2 separate regions of the Mus musculus genome follow, and region 1 is linked to region 2. The links are chromatin loops, found by intact Hi-C in ENCODE. Cell type or tissue: left cerebral cortex. All regions are shown on one strand. Links, peaks and the distances in the headings refer to the core of each region. The heading gives the core; the rest is flanking DNA. Region 1 holds the start of LOC115487945 (a long non-coding RNA gene). Region 2 overlaps Lin52 (lin-52 homolog (C. elegans)).

Evidence for each region. Peaks named below come from ENCODE experiments on the same cell type or tissue, not always from the same donor. Only the 100,000 strongest peaks of a DNase experiment are listed, where the experiment ranks them.
Region 1: it touches region 2 in a loop (2.1-fold over the local background); 5 of 42 quality-filtered maps call a loop at or near these places.

What each region holds. Positions count from the first base shown.
Region 1 is chr12:84,534,003-84,543,230 of GRCm38, reverse strand. LOC115487945 (a long non-coding RNA gene) reads right to left here and starts at 5,057. Exons shown (of 2, transcript XR_003950097.1): 1 at 1,672-5,057. In left cerebral cortex, for the core only: a CTCF peak has its summit at 3,508 (motif pointing left); DNase peaks (open chromatin) are centred at 3,492 and 4,725.
Region 2 is chr12:84,464,050-84,473,277 of GRCm38, reverse strand. All of the region lies in intron 5 of Lin52 (lin-52 homolog (C. elegans)), which reads right to left. Among named protein-coding and RNA genes, the nearest start is that of Lin52, 17 kb to the right of the region's middle. In left cerebral cortex, for the core only: a CTCF peak has its summit at 4,374 (motif pointing left); a DNase peak (open chromatin) is centred at 4,378.

The DNA.
Region 1 (9,228 bases), core at 408-8,407, 70 kb before region 2:
ATGTGTACTGGCATGTGTGTATATATGTACTGGCATGCATGTATATGTGTACTGGCATGCGTGTATATATGTACTGGCATGTGTGTAAACCTTGCGCTTAGGAGGCTGAACAGGAGGACTGTGAGTTCAAGGACAGCCTAGACTATACACTGAGTCTCTGGCTAAACAAATACTGTAAACACAGCATCTATCTTGATAAACAACCCATTAAACATACCTATGGACACAAATAATATATTCACCAATTTTTTTTATATGCTATTCCTGCCAGCACACAGTAGGCACTTCCTAAGGGCCTACTGTCCCTTTCATCTCCAGGGCACAACATTAACAATTCTGTTTGCCCAGCCACCTCCCTTTCCACTGTGACCCTTGATCAGCAAGCACAATAAATGTTTGCTAGGTGACTGATTTATACCAGGGATGAGGGAACGTCTCCAAGCTTCCACAGAAGTGAAAGACAAGTGGCCTCCATCGCCCCACAAGGGAAGATGATGTCAGGTGCCAGGGTGGAGATGGTGAACATACTCGGTGTGCTGGAGTCCCAGCAGCCAAGCTCACCCTGTCCCAGGGTCAAAAGTATTCAGCTGCCAGGACCATATCAGAAATGTAATCTCAGTACCCAAGGTCTGTCCTAAGGCCTGGCTCCTTAGGCCTTGCACCTCCCACCTAAGTTGGACAGGGCCCTTTCTTCCACTTCTTTAGTTGGAGATGGGTGTTTAACTCATATGATGAGCCATGTATTGTATCAGGGCTCTTTGTGAGTGGAGAGGGACACCTGAGCCCTGGGTACCCAAAGGTGTAGAGAGATGGGGACACAGATGTAGCCAGAATACCTCAGCCTCCAGCACCTGGCATGTTGTAGAGCACCAATTCACAGTCTTCAGGGGTGTACTGAAAGCTGGGGACTGTCAGGAGCCTAGAGGTACCGACTCCATACCCTGAGCAGTTCTTAGGCGAAGCCGCTGAGTTGTGTGTGGCTCGCCTCCACTGTTACACCACTGAACACACTGACTAGTGTGGACCAGGCACTTCCCAAGGAGAGTCTCAGAGGTCTGGGAAGGCCTTGAAAAAGTCTTCTCAATTTTTAGAATGGAAAAGCAGCCCAAAGAAGTCTAAGTCATTTCCAGTGCCACAGAGTTCACATCCGCTGGGAGCCTCAACTCCCGGCCTCCTCTTGGCTCCACTCCTGCCCAGGATCTCAGGGGTCAGGGGCTGCTCTTGAGGGTTCTTCATGGCTCTCCATTCCTACTGATCCACTTCCCTAAAGTCCCACCGGACTCTGAGCTCTACATCTCCCTGTCCACTCACTCAGTTCCTCAGGAGGTCCTGGAGACCCCAGTAGTGGGGAGAGAGGTCCTTGGTGCCTCTTAGCTGTCCGCTAGCTCAGAGCTGTAGGGAGGCTGTTGCGGTGCACAGCACTGATCCTAACCAAGTTTGCCAGCCCAGCTTTTCTCATGGCTCCCACACAATGGTCTGCTTTGTGCCCACCTGCCGATAATGCTTAATTAGGCGAGGAGTTGATTAATTTGAGGTAATTGACAGCTAATTAGAAGCCTACAGGCTCATTAACTTGACATCTTGTCTTTGTGAATTGGCTGGGTACGGTCAGGTGATGGTAACCGTTGCTCCCCTCCCCAGCTCTTCCAACCCCAAAGTCTGAGGCATCACCTAGGGGAGGGCTGGGCAGATCCGGGGTTCAGGTAGGGCAGTCTCAAGATCAAGAGTAGAGGGAACTGGTACTGAAGAGTAAGGAGTCCCGAATGGAGACGTCTGCTCTGGCTCTAGGGAGGAGAGAGAACAAGAATGAAGGGCAAATGGACCCGAGAGAGAACTGGACCCTAGCAGGAGAATGGGGAAGCCCGAAGCTCACATAGTGAGAAGGGGCTGGGGAGCAGGTGAGCCTGTTGGTACTAGGGGTAGGCTTTGAAGAGAGGCCGACTTGTGGTTAAATCCCAGCTCTGCCTAGAGCTAGGAGACTCCAACTGACCTAAATGCTCTCTAAGCCCGGGGCTCGTTTGTAAAACAGGATAACAATGTCTACCTTACCTCATTTGGTTACTGTGAACAGTTCATGGGACACAGAGGCAAGGCCTAGGAAGCACCCAGTTAAATGTCACTGACTGGGCTGGCAGGATGGGTCAGTGGGTGCAAACTTGATGACCCAAGCTTGATCCCTGGAACCGGGGTGGAAGGAGAGAACTGAGTCTGGAAGGTCCCTCCCACCTGCACACTTGCACTGTGGCAAACATCTTCCTGTGCTCACTTACACATCACACACACTCACTCTCTCTCACACACACACACACACAATGAGTAAAACCTAAAGAATGTTCACTATCCTTGGCAGTGGGAAGACGTGACTGGGAGATAGTCTAAGAGGGCAGGTTGTCAGAGGCAATGGGAAGCCCCTCCCTTGGAGAACTAGTGTCACTGTGGACATTTGCATTCACAGCACAAGAGTGTTTGATGGTGTGGGGATCAGGTCTTCTTGTCGCAACCTCTTTAGGGGGCAATTTAGTGATCTATATTACAATGTATATGTAGCTTTTGACCCAAGAGTTCCCTGCTATTAACGCACTCTGAGGATTTACATGTATGCGCAAGGATTTCATTACAGCGCAGCCTGCAGAACCTTCCTGCGTATCCCAGTTGGAAAGACTGGAAATCACCCAAAAGTCCATCAGCGACTAAGTTATGGTACCTCCCCGTAGTACAGTATATTACTATTGAATATATATGAGCAGGATCCAAAATGCATTAAATAGGGGGAAAAGCCACGTATATAACAGTGTATAGTTCCCACAAGTAGCTCAGTGGATGGAGGTACAGGAAATGGGAGGCGTATTTTTGGCTTGTACTTATCACCTTTTCAAAAATCAGTTTACAATTAACCCCCCCACCCCCCATAAGCCCTAACAATACTGCTATAATGGCAGAGTAGCGCCATGAACAAGGGCGGGAACACTTGGTTTCTTCTTCTACACAGACAAACATGGTGGCCATTGGCCACGTGTGGCCATTGAACCCTTGAAATGTGGTCTTTTTTTTTTTTTTTTTTTTTTAAGAGGATGGAGAGGTGGTTCAGTGGTTAGAAGTACGTACTGCTCTTGTGAATTTGGTTCTTTTTTTTATTTATTTATTTATTTATTTATTATATGTAAGTACATTGTAGCTGTTTATTTATTATATGTAAGTACATTGTAGCTGTCTTCAGAGTTATTTATTTATTTATTATATGTAAGTACATTGTAGCTGTTTATTTATTATATGTAAGTACATTGTAGCTGTCTTCAGACACTCCAGAAGAGGGGGTCAGATCTTGTTACGGATGGTTGTGAGCCACCATGTGGTTGCTGGGATTTGAACTCTGCACCTTCGGAAGAGCAGTCGGGTGCTCTAACCCACTGAGCCATCTCACCAGCCCCCTGTGAATTTGGTTCTTAGCACCCACAATGTAGGTACTCCAGCTCCTGGGGATCTGATGCCCTCTTCTGGCCACTACAGGTATTACATCCACATGCATCATCACCCAGATACAGACATATAGACATCTTTAAATTAAAAAAAAAAAAAGAGGAGGGAGGGATGGAGGGAGGGGGAGACAGAGACAGACATGGAAAGGGAGAGAGATTTTATTTGATCACAGTTTGGAAGGTCTAAGTCCAAACAGCATGAAGCAGGATCTTACAACGTTGCCTTTTGGCTTCCTCACTTCATGGTAGGCAGACACATGTATTTCTGCTGGGGCTGAATTTTTAAATATTTACTTACTTTTAATTTAGACTTAATAGCTACCTGAGGCTAATGGTTACAAGTGTGCAGATAACATAGAAATGTGCTTAAGAGATAAACCAGCCAGTGGTCCCTCACTTCCATCTGAGGGAATTCCCAACCCAGAATAGAAGTCTCACAAGTCTGAGTTCTGGAAAGATCTGGAATGCCTAGTTTTCTTAGGAGGGAACATCTTCCTGGCTTAGATCAGTGGTTCCCAACCTTCTTGATGCTGCAACCCTTGAACATGTCATGTGTGGTGACCTCCAACCATAAAATTATTTCATGGCTATTTCATAACTGTAAGTGTGCTCCTGTTATGAATTATAACATAAATATCTGATATTTGACCCCAGGGGGTCGTTTGTGACCCACAGGCTGAGAGTCGCTGTCTTGGGAACTAAAAAGCACATTTAGACAGAGACGATGGCTCAGTGGGTAAAATGACTGTGCCACAAGCTCCAGGATCTGGGTTACGGCCCCAGAAGCCATGGGGAGCTGGGCACAGCAGTGTGCGCCTGTACTGCCAGCACACCCGGGAGCTGGACATGGGAGAATCCCAAGATGCTTTTGGGCCCGCTCCCTGAGCAAAGAAAGGCTGCAGAGATCGGCAAGGGACCCTGTCCAAACAAGGTGGAAGGCAAAGGCCAACACTGGAGATGGTCCTCACCCACGAATACATGTGTGCACACACACACACCACACAGGTGCATCACACACACACACACATGCACACACGCACACATGCATTTTGGCTTTGACATAGTAGTTACACACCTCTTTAGGTGGCTGGATCCAGGCATCCGCTCACTCAGTGACTGTGCTCTAAGTATCCTTGGTATGTCAGGCTCTGGAAAACAGTCACACACATTCAATTTTTGCTCCGGCTTCTCAGTAAGGGCTGAACACAATTGTGTTTCTCCCTCACAAGAAGCATAAAGCGTGGGCCTTTAGGTGTTTAGCGAGCGGCTCTGTGTAGTGCCAAGTCACAAGACAGGCTCGCTAGCCTGGCTCAGTTGCTGTGGAAGAGTGACAGGCAGCAGCAAAAGGACATCACCATTCTCTTCTCATTCCAAAGCTCAGGGTGGACCTGAGAGCTTTTACATCCTCTGTGGCATTGCCCCCAGGCTTCCTACGGGTCTGTCATTTGAAAGTGAAAAGCAGCAGGTTTCGCTGCTATTTTCCTTTGGAGCATCCAAGAGCCCATCAGTGCGAAGCACAGCTCACAGGCGGGCAGGTTCACAGGGCTTCATGCCCAGCTCAGGGAAGGTGTAAGCCTCAGACTCAAGCCCCCCCCCCCCCCCCCCCCCGATCCTGTGTCCTCTCTAGACAATACCCCCAGTCACAGCTGCCCTGACTGCGGGCATGTCTGCAGACTGTTACAGAACTTCAATCAGGCACAGTCCTAGTGTGTGCCCTTCTTCATACCACAGGCGCACACACAACACAAAAATGCAAGAAAAGATTTGAAAAGTTGTTCTTTTTGCTTGACACTTTTGTTTTGTTTTTTTGTTTTTTGCTTTTGCATGGATGAGGTAGCTACCAATATACCCCCCCCCCCCGCCCCCGAGACAGTGTTTCTCTGTATAGCCCTGGCTGTCCTGGAACTCACTTTGTAGACCAGGCTGGCCTTGAACTCAGAGATCCACCTGCCTCTGCCTCCTAGTGCTGGGATTAAAGGCAGCACTACCAATATTCTTGCAGCGTCTGCTGGTGGACAATTATTTCTATTGGTCATACACCTAGAAGTAGAATTAACAATGGTTGCACTAAAATTTTCCTTTTTTTAATATTTTTTTAATTATGTATTTTCCTCAATTACATTTCCAATGCTATCCCAAAAGTCCCCCATACCCTCCCCCCCCCCCCACTCCCCTACCCACCCATCCCCACTTTTTGGTCCTGGCGTTCCCCTGTACTGAGGCATATAAAATTTGCGTGTCCAATGGGCCTCTCTTTCCAGTGATGGCCTACTAGGCCATCTTTTGATACATATGCAGCTAGAGTCAAGAGCTCCGGGGTACTGGTTAGTTCATAATGTTGTTGCACCTACAGGGTTGCAGATCTCTTTAGCTCCTTGGATACTTTCTCTAGCTCCTCCATTGGGGGCCCTGTGATCCATCTAATAGCTGACTGTGAGCATCCACTTATGTGTTTGCTAGGCCCCAGCATAGTCTCACTAGAGACAGCTATTATCAGGGTCCTATCGGCACAATCTTGCTAGTGTATGCAATGGTGTCATCGTTTGGAGGCTAATTATGGGATGGATCCCCGGATATGGCAGTCTCTAGATGGTTAAAATTTTCCTTTTGATATATGGTCTCACTATGTAGTCCAAGCTGGCCTCAATCTCACCATCCTCCTGCCTCAGCCTTCTTAGGGTTAGAACAGGCTTGCATTACCATGCCTGGCTCCCAAACCCATCAAAAAGCAGAATGTGTAATCCAAGCATGTAGGAGGCAGAGGCAGCACATCTCTGTGAGTTTGAGGCCAGCCTGGTCTACATAAATAGTGAGTTCCAGGACAGCCAGGGCTATAGAGTATGACCCTGTCTCAAAGCGGGGAAAGAAAAAAAGGAGAATGTGGGTTTAAAGTAGTGTAGTCAATTATTCCATTTGAGGGATTGCCCACCATCTTAGGAAGCTGCTGGGTTTACAGCAAACGCGACGGTTAGGTACCATGATTCAGCATCAGTTGTAGAGTGATCGCCTAACATACACAAAGCCTGAGGCAGGATGCTGCACACCTGGAACTTAAGCACTCCAGAGGCTCGGGTCAAGGACCAGGAATTCCAATTAGCCTTTGCTACAAAGTTTGGGTCTTGCATATAGTACTTAAGACCTTATCTCAAAAAAAGACGAAGGAGGAGGAAGTAGAGGAGGAGAAGGGAGAAGGAGGAGGAAAGAAAGAAGCCATTTTCCCCTACAAACAGATTGCAATGGAAAGTTGGCTTCTGAGGCCTCAGGCTGGGAATTCCTTTGGACCGAGGTTTCATCAAATGCACGTGAATTCATTGTTATCACAGTTTCATGCAGACTTATTGCTCCAAATCTCTGGCATCAGGATTTTATTTGTTACTCTGAAAAGAACGTGGCTGGGAGTGGACTGGGTATGGTGGCGTAAACCTCTCAAGATTTATGTGTGTGCATGTGCATGTCTATGTAAATGAACGCAGTGGATGTGGGTGCTCACCGAGCCTAGGAGAGGGTGTCAGATCAGTTGAAGCTGCAGTTGTGTACCTCCTGATGTGGGTGCAGGGAACGGGACTCGGGTTCTCTGCAAGAGCAACAAGTGCTCTTAACTGCTGAACCGTCTCCACACTATCTGTGGATTCTAGAACAGCCAGGTCTACCGTGCTGTCTCAAAGGGGAAGGGGACATAATTTAATTGAAAAGTGACTATTATAGCTCAGGAAATAAAACTAGAGGACAGTCACACCAAACTCCACCCCAAGTGCTTACTATATATGATCAGGAAGCAGACCTAGATCTCTCTAACCATCATCTCTCTATCCATCTCTACCTCTATATCCATGATCTCTCTATCCATCTCTACCTCTCTATCCATGATCTCTATATCTATCTATCTATCTATCTATCTATCTATCTATCTATCTATCTATCTATCTATCTATCTGAAATTGTTTCTTCAAATGGGTCAAAATGGCTCCTAAGTCCCCCAAGCCCCTTGATGGTTTACGTGTAAGTAAGGTCAGGTCAGGGCTTGGTCACACCCAGCCTTGTAGAAGGATCCAGGAGCTGACACTGTCTAGTGGACAAGTAGAACCCGTGTGGCTTTCAGGTGCACAATTGGGCACACCTAGCCCCGGGTGCTGTGTTTGTCCCTGGGTCCTCGAGGCTGGATCTTCCATGTTTCCTGCACTCTTGTCCCCTTACTTAACCTTCCAACCCTGCCACCCATCTCTGCTTCACAGGCTCGCAGTCCTCCCCGCACCCAGAGGCACCTCCATCATTTCTCCTTGACGTGTCTACTTTCATTTTCCTAGGACGAATCATTTGACAATCGCCGGCCCATATTTCTAAGCTCTCTGGGTCTTGCTGTGCGATTTTCCTGTCCTCTCTGGGGTTGGTAACACCAATCATCCGCAGGTTTCATTAGCATGCTGTTTACCCCAGTCTTTCAGATCATTAATGAAGACATGAAGTGAGCCACCAATCCTCACAGCCCCCCCCCCCCCCCCCCCCCGCCTGTGCTGGAATCATTATCCTTCCTGGTGTGACAGGGTCAGAGCCAAACCAATTTGCATCAATCTTTGGTAAGATTGGAGAGTGTCGCCTGCACTACAGTCCTCCCATAGTCACAACTGCCTCAGCCATCCTCCCTTCTGGAGTGCTCCCCTCTTCCTTTGGAGGGATCATCGGATCCAGCCACCCCTCTCATCTGGCTGAAAGCCTCATAGCTATGGTAATGGCCAGGCAGGACTCAGAGCTACACAAGTCCGCCATGTTGCTCTCTTTGTGACTTGACCTTTTTGGTAAACACATTCTGGCAGAGGAGGGGAGCAGATGTGGCCACCTTAGGATTTACTATTCTCATCTTGTCATCTGTTTCTACTGATGTATGGGTCAAACCTCCTCAGGATCCCCCAGAGCCTACCCAGGTGTCGGGGCTTGATGCCCCAGGTTGGGGTTGGCTGTTATGTCTCAGGACAAGGCCTAGTCTTCCTGCTTCTTTCCTGTCTTTTCCACCAGACACCTCATCTTGCAGAGACCTGAGTTGGAGTCCCAGGACCCATGTAAAAATCCAGGCCTAGCGGGGCATGCCTGCAGTCTCAGCACTAGGAAGGTGGGGACAAGATTCCTCAGGCTTGGAGAAGCAATGGAGAAAGACATCCAACAGTGCTCTCTGACCTATGCACAGGCAGACATGATCACGTGCACACACACACACACACACACACACACACACACACACTCTCTCTCTCTCACTCACTCAAAGGTGGAGGCAAAGCAACAGTGGCAGATGGGGCAGGAGGCTAGGATGAATGAAGAGCTCTGGGGTTTGCTTCCCTCTGAGCCACCCCATATTCTGTAGACTATTTCTGGCTCTGGGCTGGCTCACATGCTCATCACTCTTCTAACTTGATTCTTCCCTGCTGTTCCTTTGTGTGGAGTTAAGAGCTCAGGCCGCTGTCCCTGAGGCTTGGCTGCATCCAGGAAGGCACCAGGATGTGACCTTCAGCCTCATTTGACCTGAGACCTCAGGCTGGTCAGGCCAGGCTGCTCTCTGAGGGTGGAGGCTGAGGCCCCAGTGGGGCCTGTTAAGCCCTGAGAAGGGAATGAGAACCTGACCAAGCTCATACCTGGAAAAGCACCCGGAGCACTGTGGAGGGGTATGGAGCAAGGACCAGGGACATAGAATAAAGCAGGAAATGCATTCCAGGGTAGTGACCTGAATAACATCGATGCTCAGAAACTACCAGGAGGAAAAGCT
Region 2 (9,228 bases), core at 544-8,543:
TTATCCATCCACTGAGCCACCTCACTGACCAATGTTCTGCTTTTTTATGCTTAGAACTGACCTTACATGTGAGGACTTTCTGTCAGTAGATGTTCTCTGATATTTACATTATTTTTAATGGCTGTGTTATCCTTTAAGAATACAGAACAGTTTACCTGGTTATCCCTCTAATTTCCATGGACCTATTTGGTCTTTCTGTGATTACAGCACTAGGGTCTGAACCCAGGATTCAAATGTTATCATTGAGATTCATCACATACACACACTACTTACTCTAAATATACATCTTCTTGGCTAACATATATTGTAGTATTATACAAAATGATACTTTGAAAGCAATCTTATCCTAATTGATTTATGCCCTGTCTGCTCTCCTCTATCCTGCCCCTCCTCCCCAAATCAGAAGGGAGTAAAAGACCAGAAGCATTTTATGGCAAAATCCTCTTTGTGAGTAAAACCATTTCAGATGCAATGTTGGGTTTATAAAATAACTTGACTAATGGATAAAAGATATGAATGCTTATAAGCCTTAAAGGTAATTTAAGGATTTGTGCATCCTAATTTGTTAACCAAGGGAAAAATGAGAAATACCGGCATGTTCTATTTCCCATTATCTTAATACATTTTAAACAAAATACTTGAAAGCTAAATTGACAATTTCTAATTATGAGAAATAACCTTGATCCTTTCAAAGTGGGGATCCTAGAGTTTATACTGTATTATTATCTAAACAGGAACACCACAGTAATGAGTATGGTGAGATGTTATGGTAATGCATGAAACAAAAGAAATCATGTTAAGTTTTGAATGGTATTTGAAAAAAAAAAGATTTATCAGCCATTTTTATAGTACCTTTGAATCAAGTTCCCAGGACTTATTTTTTAGGTTATAATAATTTAAATGTATCCCTTTTTTCCCTTGCAAGACACGGTCACAGGCTGACCTGAAAGTCAATAGCCAGCGAAGCCTGCCTGCCCTTCAACTCCTGATGCCTCTCCTATCACCTAGAGTCATTAGAGATGTACACTGCCAAGTCCAGATCTGAATTTATGCTCTCTTGATTCTCCAGCCTTAACTATAGAGATGATCAATATACATGGAAATGGGGGTTACTTTCACAGGTGTTTTTGTCTATCACAGACAATGAAAACAAATTCTAATTCCTGATGTTAGTAGGAAAGGAGAGGTGGGAAGCGCCTTTCTGGGAGATGAGATGCCCATGCATTTTCTCTAACCACATAGAAATTGCAGTCTTCATTCTTAAGATGAACTAAATTGGTGCAGATACAATCCAAAGATAGCTATGCAGCAATTTTTTGGTACCAGTTACTGTCAGTTCACATTTAGATGACTTTTGCTGTGTTAATCAAGCATCTTATCTCCCTTTCTGACTTCCCCGTCACTAATGAGACCCTGAGCAGTGTGAGAGTCTGGGATGTGCCTCACCTAGCGCATCATTTGTCTAGCATGCACAAGATCTTGAGTTCAATCTCTGCATCACATAAACCAAGCGGGCCTGGTGGCTCGCACAAGTGATCCCAGTCTTCATCAGGAGAATTAAGTTCAAGGTCTTCCTCTGTACACCCGAGTTTGAGGTCAGCCTCGGCTGCAATGAAACTGCCTCAACAAAACAAAACAAGCCAAGCCCTAGCATGCTGAAGTCTAACTTCACCTCATCTCCTAAGGTGAGTCTAGATGCTTGCCCAGAGCTTGAAGATACACTCTGCGCTGTCCTCCATTCTCACGTCCCTTAGAGCTCCATCCTCAACTTCCTGCCTCTGGGCTCTCAAAACCCATTCCGTCTGACATTACCCGGGATTCCTACAGGCGTGTGACTGTCCTATTAAACAGTCTTCAGTGGTAGACATTTTAGGAAGAGGAAAATAAACTTAAGGTGGCTCAAGCCGTTAATCCCAGCACTTAGGAGGCAAAGGCAGGCAAATCTCTGTGAGTTCGAGCCCAGCCTCCTCTTCAGAGTGAGTTCCAGGACAGCTAGGGATACACAGAGAAACCCTGTCTCAAACAAACAAACAAACAAACAAACAAACAAACCAAAACAATGATACAAACAAACAAAAAACCTAAGCAGGTGCCCCTGTGTATCTATATGGGCAAGTATAAATCCATGAATAAAGGGAATAAAAGGAGCCAAGAGACATCAGATGTTTACAGCAGTCACCTCGTAGTGATAAGCTATGGTTGTATCTTATGCTGTTCTAGCCTGAGTTCTACCATCTGGGGTCCTTGGAAACTCACTTCTATCACTCACACCATTCAATACAGTTGTTGCTTCCAAAACTCTACTTAACTCCTAATATTCAAACCACCTATGTTCCCTTCCATTTCTACCCATGAAGATTCTACATGTTCTTTAAAATTCATTTCCATTGTGGTGGTGGTTGTTGGTGGTGTGTATGTACACCCATAGGTGCACATGCAGAGTCAAGATAGCTTTGGGTGTCCTCTTCTGTCATTCTCTGTAGTAAGAATTCTGGGATTCTGTTTTTTTTTTTTTTTTAAAAACACAGAGATATTATAAGAATGTGCTTTCGGGGGCTGGCAAGATGGCTCACCAGGTAAAAGCACTGACTGCTCTTCCGAAAGTCTCCCTCTCCTATCTAGTGCTAGAGAAGAAATGGGCGGGGGGAGAAGAACCCACAAAGTGGCACAGACCAGCTACAATACTCCACTTTATTATTCTCTTCACACAGTGTGCAGGGAACATGACGCTGGCCACTGAGGGAACAGAGAATTCCAGTATCTCCTGTTCCTATAACGTAATACTGGGGTTACAGACACACATGGCTGAGCCTGGTTTTTTTATGTGGGAGCTGGGGATGTTTATTCAACAAGTGCTCTTATCCACTGAGCCATCTCCTCAAGTCTTACCCCCACCCTCCAAAAACCTCAAAACTCAGAGCTTCTCTGTGTCGTCCTGGCTGTCCTGAAATTTGCTCTGTAGTCCAAGCTGGCCTAAAATCCAGAGAATCATAAAGGTATGGACCGTCTCCACCCAGTGAGTCTATTATTCTCAATGTTTCAAACAGTGCTACAATGTTCCTTTTTCTTGCCTGGGGCAGACATCAGTAACTGAGTATCTGACTTCTCTAGGAGCTGGAAAGATGGCTCAGCCTTGCACTGTCTGCTCTCCCAAAGGTCCTGAGTTCAAATCCCAGCAACCACATGGTGGCTCACAACCATCTGTAATGAGATCTGATGCCCTCTTCTGGAGCATCTGAAGACAGCTATAGTGTACTCACATGTAATAAATAAACCTTTAAACTGACTTCTCAGAAATCAGAATCCTCAATTCAGTGGTTCTAGACAGGCCTTACTGATCAATTTATACTGACATAAAAGGAAGCATATTTGCTCTTCCTGTAGCAGCTTACACTGCCCTCTTCTCTCCAAAACAATGACTTCTTTGTTTTCTTACAGAACTCATCTCTCTAAGGTCTATTAAGAGTTATTACTTACCACCTCTCCCCTCCCTCATAGATTTGAATGTGCACAGTGAAGTGATGGTATTTTATTCAGCCTCATGTCCCTCCAGAGCCTGTGTGACATCAATAGCTGCTGAATGGGACTTCTTTTCTCTCTCTTTCTTTCTTTCTTCCTTTCTTTCATCAGATCATTCAAAATGACTTAATGTTTAAAAACCTTATTTTAAAATACTTTAATTTTTCTTAAGGACAACTAGCCCAAGTTTATTCTATCAATTTTTTATTTTTTATTTTATCAATTCTTGTTTTCATTTAACATGGCATTGCCTGATAGTGCAGAATAACACAGCCGAGTCTAAGACTGCAAGACAGACTACAGACTACAGTAAGAGAGGCACCCAGGCGAGCCCATTCTTAGAGCCTTTATCCAAGGATGAGAATGGAACTGAACAATCACACCTTTAGAATGTTGACGATCCAACCTCTGCAATTCAGTACAAAATACTACTTTGGATAATAAAAAAACTAAAGGACTCTGAGCATCGAAAATATACATTATTTCAAAAGGGAAATGAGTTTTAAAAAATGAGATGGAGCAATGAAAAAAAAGGAATGAATGAAAAGAAAAAGAAAAAAAGGAAAAAGTTAGACAAACAGTCCGATAAACCCCACAAAAACTGCTTTACTGGCTAGAGCAAACAGGGCCGGAGCGAGCAAAAGTCCTGAGTTCAATTCCCAGCAACCACATGATGGCTCACAACCATCTGCACAGCTACAGTGTACTCATATACATTAAATAAATAAATAAATAAATAAACAAACAAACAAACAAACAAATAATTTTTTAAAACCTGCTTTCCCTAAATCAAAAGCCCAGTTCAAGCAGTATGGCAGATTTAGAAGGACTGTAAGACCTATGCTGCCATCTAGAGGTGAGATACGAGATGATTTTTTTTTTCCTTTTCACCAAGGACACAGACACAGTACAGCCAGTATTGAATAGGTCATATTATAAAAGCCAGACAAGAAACCTTGACACCAAAGAAGTAATCCTAGAGTGTAGAGTCACAGTTAGCCTCCTTTAATCACAGATTAAAACTTGAATTCAACAGGGCTAACTGTCCTTAGAGCTAGATAGACACTGTGGTCCATGCCTCTGAATCCTAATACCTGGGAAGCGGAAGTAGGAAAACTACCTTGAGTTCAAAGCCAGTCTGGCTATACAAAGCAATATCCTGTCCCATAAGCAAAGTATGTAGGAGGAGAATAATTTCTCAATATAGTTAGCTACTTTTCAAAAACACATGCACACAGGGTACTAATAGAAGAGTTTGGAAACATTGGTTTTTTCTTTGGTACAACCACTTTATACCATACATTGGTACAAACTTCAACAATGTAATTAATTGAGTGAAGTAACAGGTTTAAATGTGGGCTGGCCAGATACCTCAGTAGTAAAGAACTCAGCATACATTACTTGTATAGGATATGATTTGGTTTCCAGTTCCCGTAGCAGGTGGCTCACCATGACCAGTGACAGCAGTTCTGGGGCAGCGGCTGCTTCTGGCCTCCTTGGGCACTCAGAAGCATGCATGCACACATATATGCAGTTAAAAATGAAATAAATCCTTTGCAAGTTCAAAATGAAGTCTCAATTATTGTTTTTACATAAAATGTTGCTTTTTAAAACTCTAAGAATCTAGCCAAATAACAATCTCACTCAAACTGCTAAACGAACATGCATGATTAAAAATTATCTATGAACTCACCAGTCTTTAACACCATACTAAATGCTTTCTGCCCAAGATCAGAAAGACAAAAAGGACATCTATTCTTACCACTTCTATTCACCACTGTGGTGAAATTTCTAACTAAGATAATGAATGTGTTGTGTGTGTGTGTGTGTATGTGTGTGTGTCTGTGTGTGTGTGTGTCTGTGTGTGTGTATCACAAGATCTACAAACACTACTCCTCATCATTAAAACACCAATTACTTAATACTAGAACAATTTTCAGAAGCTTTCATCCTTTGAGTTTTAAGGAATGAGCTTCATTAGATAACTGTGTCATTCCTCTCAGGGTATCAACAACTGGCCATTCCTTTATTCCACCAGCAAACATTTACACACTGCAAACTTTCTAAATGCTTTCTGCATTTAGACTACATACAAAGGCAGCCTCAAAAATGACTGTTATCTTAAAAAATTACATTTAGTCCAAGAGCTAAAACAAATATAACACATCCCAAGAATGGCAACAGTACCGTAAAAATGAAACGAATCTACACAAAGAAGTTATTGTATTCTAAAACCTGTACTCCAAAAGGGTTATCTGACAGATAACCATGTATCAAATCAAAGTGTAGGGTAAGGCTCACCTTTCAAAAGATACAATCTAGTTATCATCAGCACTACAAGGTTCTTGTTATTCATGTACTAACACTTAAGGATACTGTGAACTGACAGTTATGCTTTGAGGCTAAATATTTTTTGCATTTTTCATCTCATCATCTTCATCAGGGCAGATATTTGCATGGAAACAGTATCAGTGGTTCCCAGGACCCATCAGTTCCTACTGCTTATTTTTCACCCTTGTCATCCTTTCAATTAATGTAGGAGAGAACACTCAAGACACTGAAATCCCGATTAAGATGTCAAATGAAGGACAGCCCCTAGAGCAGATGAAGAATCTAAGAGGGGGAAAAAAAAGATGTTTTTTATGCAAATACTCTACACATTAAAACAAAGACACTGTATCCAAGAAGTCAAATACAGTATCAATGTAATCTTCTCCATTTCTAACTTAAAGCATTTTCTTACCTCAACTAAATTCACTATGGTCAAGAAAATGGCAGTGCATTACAAAGTACAGTTACAGACGTGGAAACAGGCTCAGTTATGAACTGAAAGGCAATTTAAGAGTCTGTGCTGTGTTTATCCTACCTACACTGGCAGGAAAACAGTCTTTGTTATTCAGTTTAAATTCAGTGATTAAAGTCATCGCAGAGTGGCTTGCTGCTTTGATCCCAGAGCTGGAGAGGCAGAGGTGGGCTGATATTTCTGAGTTTGAAGCCAGCCTGGTCTACAAACTGAGTTCTAGTTTAGGCAAGGCTACAAAGATAAATCCTGTCTCAGTGATTAAGATGACTTAGTTGACTGCAACTAACCCTAGTCCCAATGTCTTCAGTTCTTAGAAACACAAATCCATGGCAGTAAGGATGACTCAGTGGGTAAGAGACACACCATCAAACCTAATGAGTTCAGGTGAATTCCCTGGAGCCCACACTGATGGAGAGAACCAGCTCTCCCAAGTTGTTCTCTGACTGCGGTACAAATGTGTGGACAAGAAAGTTAATTAATTAATTAATTAATTGGAAAATTAAAAACATTTTTCCACCACCAAAGACAACACTGCATAAACTATTGATATTGCAAGTGTACAATTTAATGTGAAGCTCCACAGCTTCCATTCTAAATGCATATTCTAACTGTATAGAGATTTATTGACTTGTACAGTCTGTGGGTCTGGTTAATTTTGGAGTATAATATTTTTATTTACTTGTAAGGTTTTTGTTTTGTTTTATGAGACAGGGTTTCTCTACATAGCACTGGCTGTCCTGAAATTCTTCAGGCCTTGAACTTAAAGCAATCCACCTGCCTCTGCCTCCCAAATTCTGGGATTAAATGCTTGTACCAGTATTTGCAGGATATATTTTAAATGATGAAATTTATAAAATTTAAAATTATATTAAGAACAGTTAATAGTAATAATGCTTTAATTGTGGGTTTTTATGCTGTGGGAATCCAATAAGATAGACTTCACTGATGCTTGTGAACAAACTCATTATTCTGAGAACTAGTAAGTAAAACAAGCCATTTATTTTTCTGTTCTAATGGGAACGACTTTTGAGGACTTCAAATGGTTGATCACTTCTTTATAAGAAAGTTCAGAATAATAAGAAGGGATGAAGGGGCTGGTGAGATGGCTCAGTGGGTAAGAGCACCGGACTGCTCTTCTGAAGGTTCGGAGTTCAAATCCCAGCAACCACTCATAACAAGATCTGACTCCCTCTTCTGGATTGTCTGAAGACAGCTACAGTGTACTTACATATAATAAATAAATGAATCTTTAAAAATATTAAAAAAAGAAGGGATGACAGAATAAGATTATCACAGTCTTACAACCTTCACTGAAATCATGGAACTAGACAGTAACCAAGAGCTGCTACTGTGGGTAAAGGCTAATAATGGAGAGTAGACAGGCTGGCAATACCTTCATCAACTCCCGATCCTAGTGTTAACTGAAAAGAGATGAGCAGACAATATCCTTAGACACACCACCTAAAAAATATTCCTGCCAAAATTAAAATAAAAAATGAAACCTGTATCAATGCAAACTTCCAAATCTAACCTCCATGAAATAAAAAGATAGTCATGTATACAATCATAAGTACATCTTCAAGGATATAATCAACAAAATACAGAATATGGCAAATTCTAGAGCAAGTCACTAAATTTAGCAAATAGCAAGAAAAAGATATAAAAGGTCAAACTAGATAGCAGACTAAAAGAGAATATCAATTAAATATAGCTTATAACCCTTATGTAGATCATGACTAAAGGAAACCAACTGTATGTATAGTCATTTGTAATTTAACCAGGGAAATATGAACCATGGCTGGGTAGTTTAAGATATTGAGTAGCTTGTTAGAACTTTTTAGGCATAAGCCAGACATGGTGGTACAGGTCTGTAGTACAACTACTTGGGATGTTGAGACCATGAGTTTGAGAGAATCCTAAGCAACATGGTTAGACACCTCCTCCCTATCCCTTCTATCTAGAAGGGTTGCCAAGATAGCCCAGGCTGGTCTGGAACTCACTATATGGCCCAGAGGACTGGCCTCAAACTCACAATCTTTCTGCCTCAGACTTCTAAGTGTTGGATTGCAGATGTGCACCATCATGCCTGGCCTGTAAGACTCCCTTAAAAAGTAACAATGGAAATGTGGTTATGATGTTTTTAAAGTCTTATCTTTTAGAAATACAAATGAAGCCCTTTGGCACTAGTGGTGATGCAGGCAGTGGGCCTGCTTTAGAATGACTGTAATACTATGAGAGGTTACTTATATAAGGGATGCCGAACTGGACATAAGCTGATTACAGAAACTGTGTCACAGACATGACCTTACTATCCTGTTCTCTCCTTTAGTCTGTTTAACTTTTTTCTATAATAAAAAGTGGGAAAATATTTTTCTCAGCAGATGATTAGACAGGATGCAGCGACTGCAGCTACAACTAGCTAGAAATGGTGCAGCTAAAAAATGTTTGGTAGCAGCATCTTCTTGATATGACAATCATAAAGTTTACTGCACTAAAAATGGCACAGATAAGGCATTGATTATTAAGATGATTGCAGCATTTATAATCTAATGCTAGAAACAAGAGCAAGGAGTCCTATGCCCCTCAAGCCCCTCGGTCATGAACTTAACAACCACAGTTCTTCTCTTTATAAACCCTCGCCAGCCATAACACACTTAGTTTTAATTAATTCTGCCAAGGCATAAACTTTAATGCAAGAAATAAACCAACCAGAGCACAGCAGAGAGGGAGATGAGGATCACTAAGAGTTCTAACTTACAGTGGTCCTTGATTCCTGAAGGGATTAAAAATGGTTTTGGTTAAAGAAATCCAATTTAATCAAGGCTGGAGTTGTGCCTCCATGGTGGTGGTGGTGGAGCGCTTGCCTTAGGCCCTAGGTCTGATCCCAGCACGGGGGTGGGGGTGGG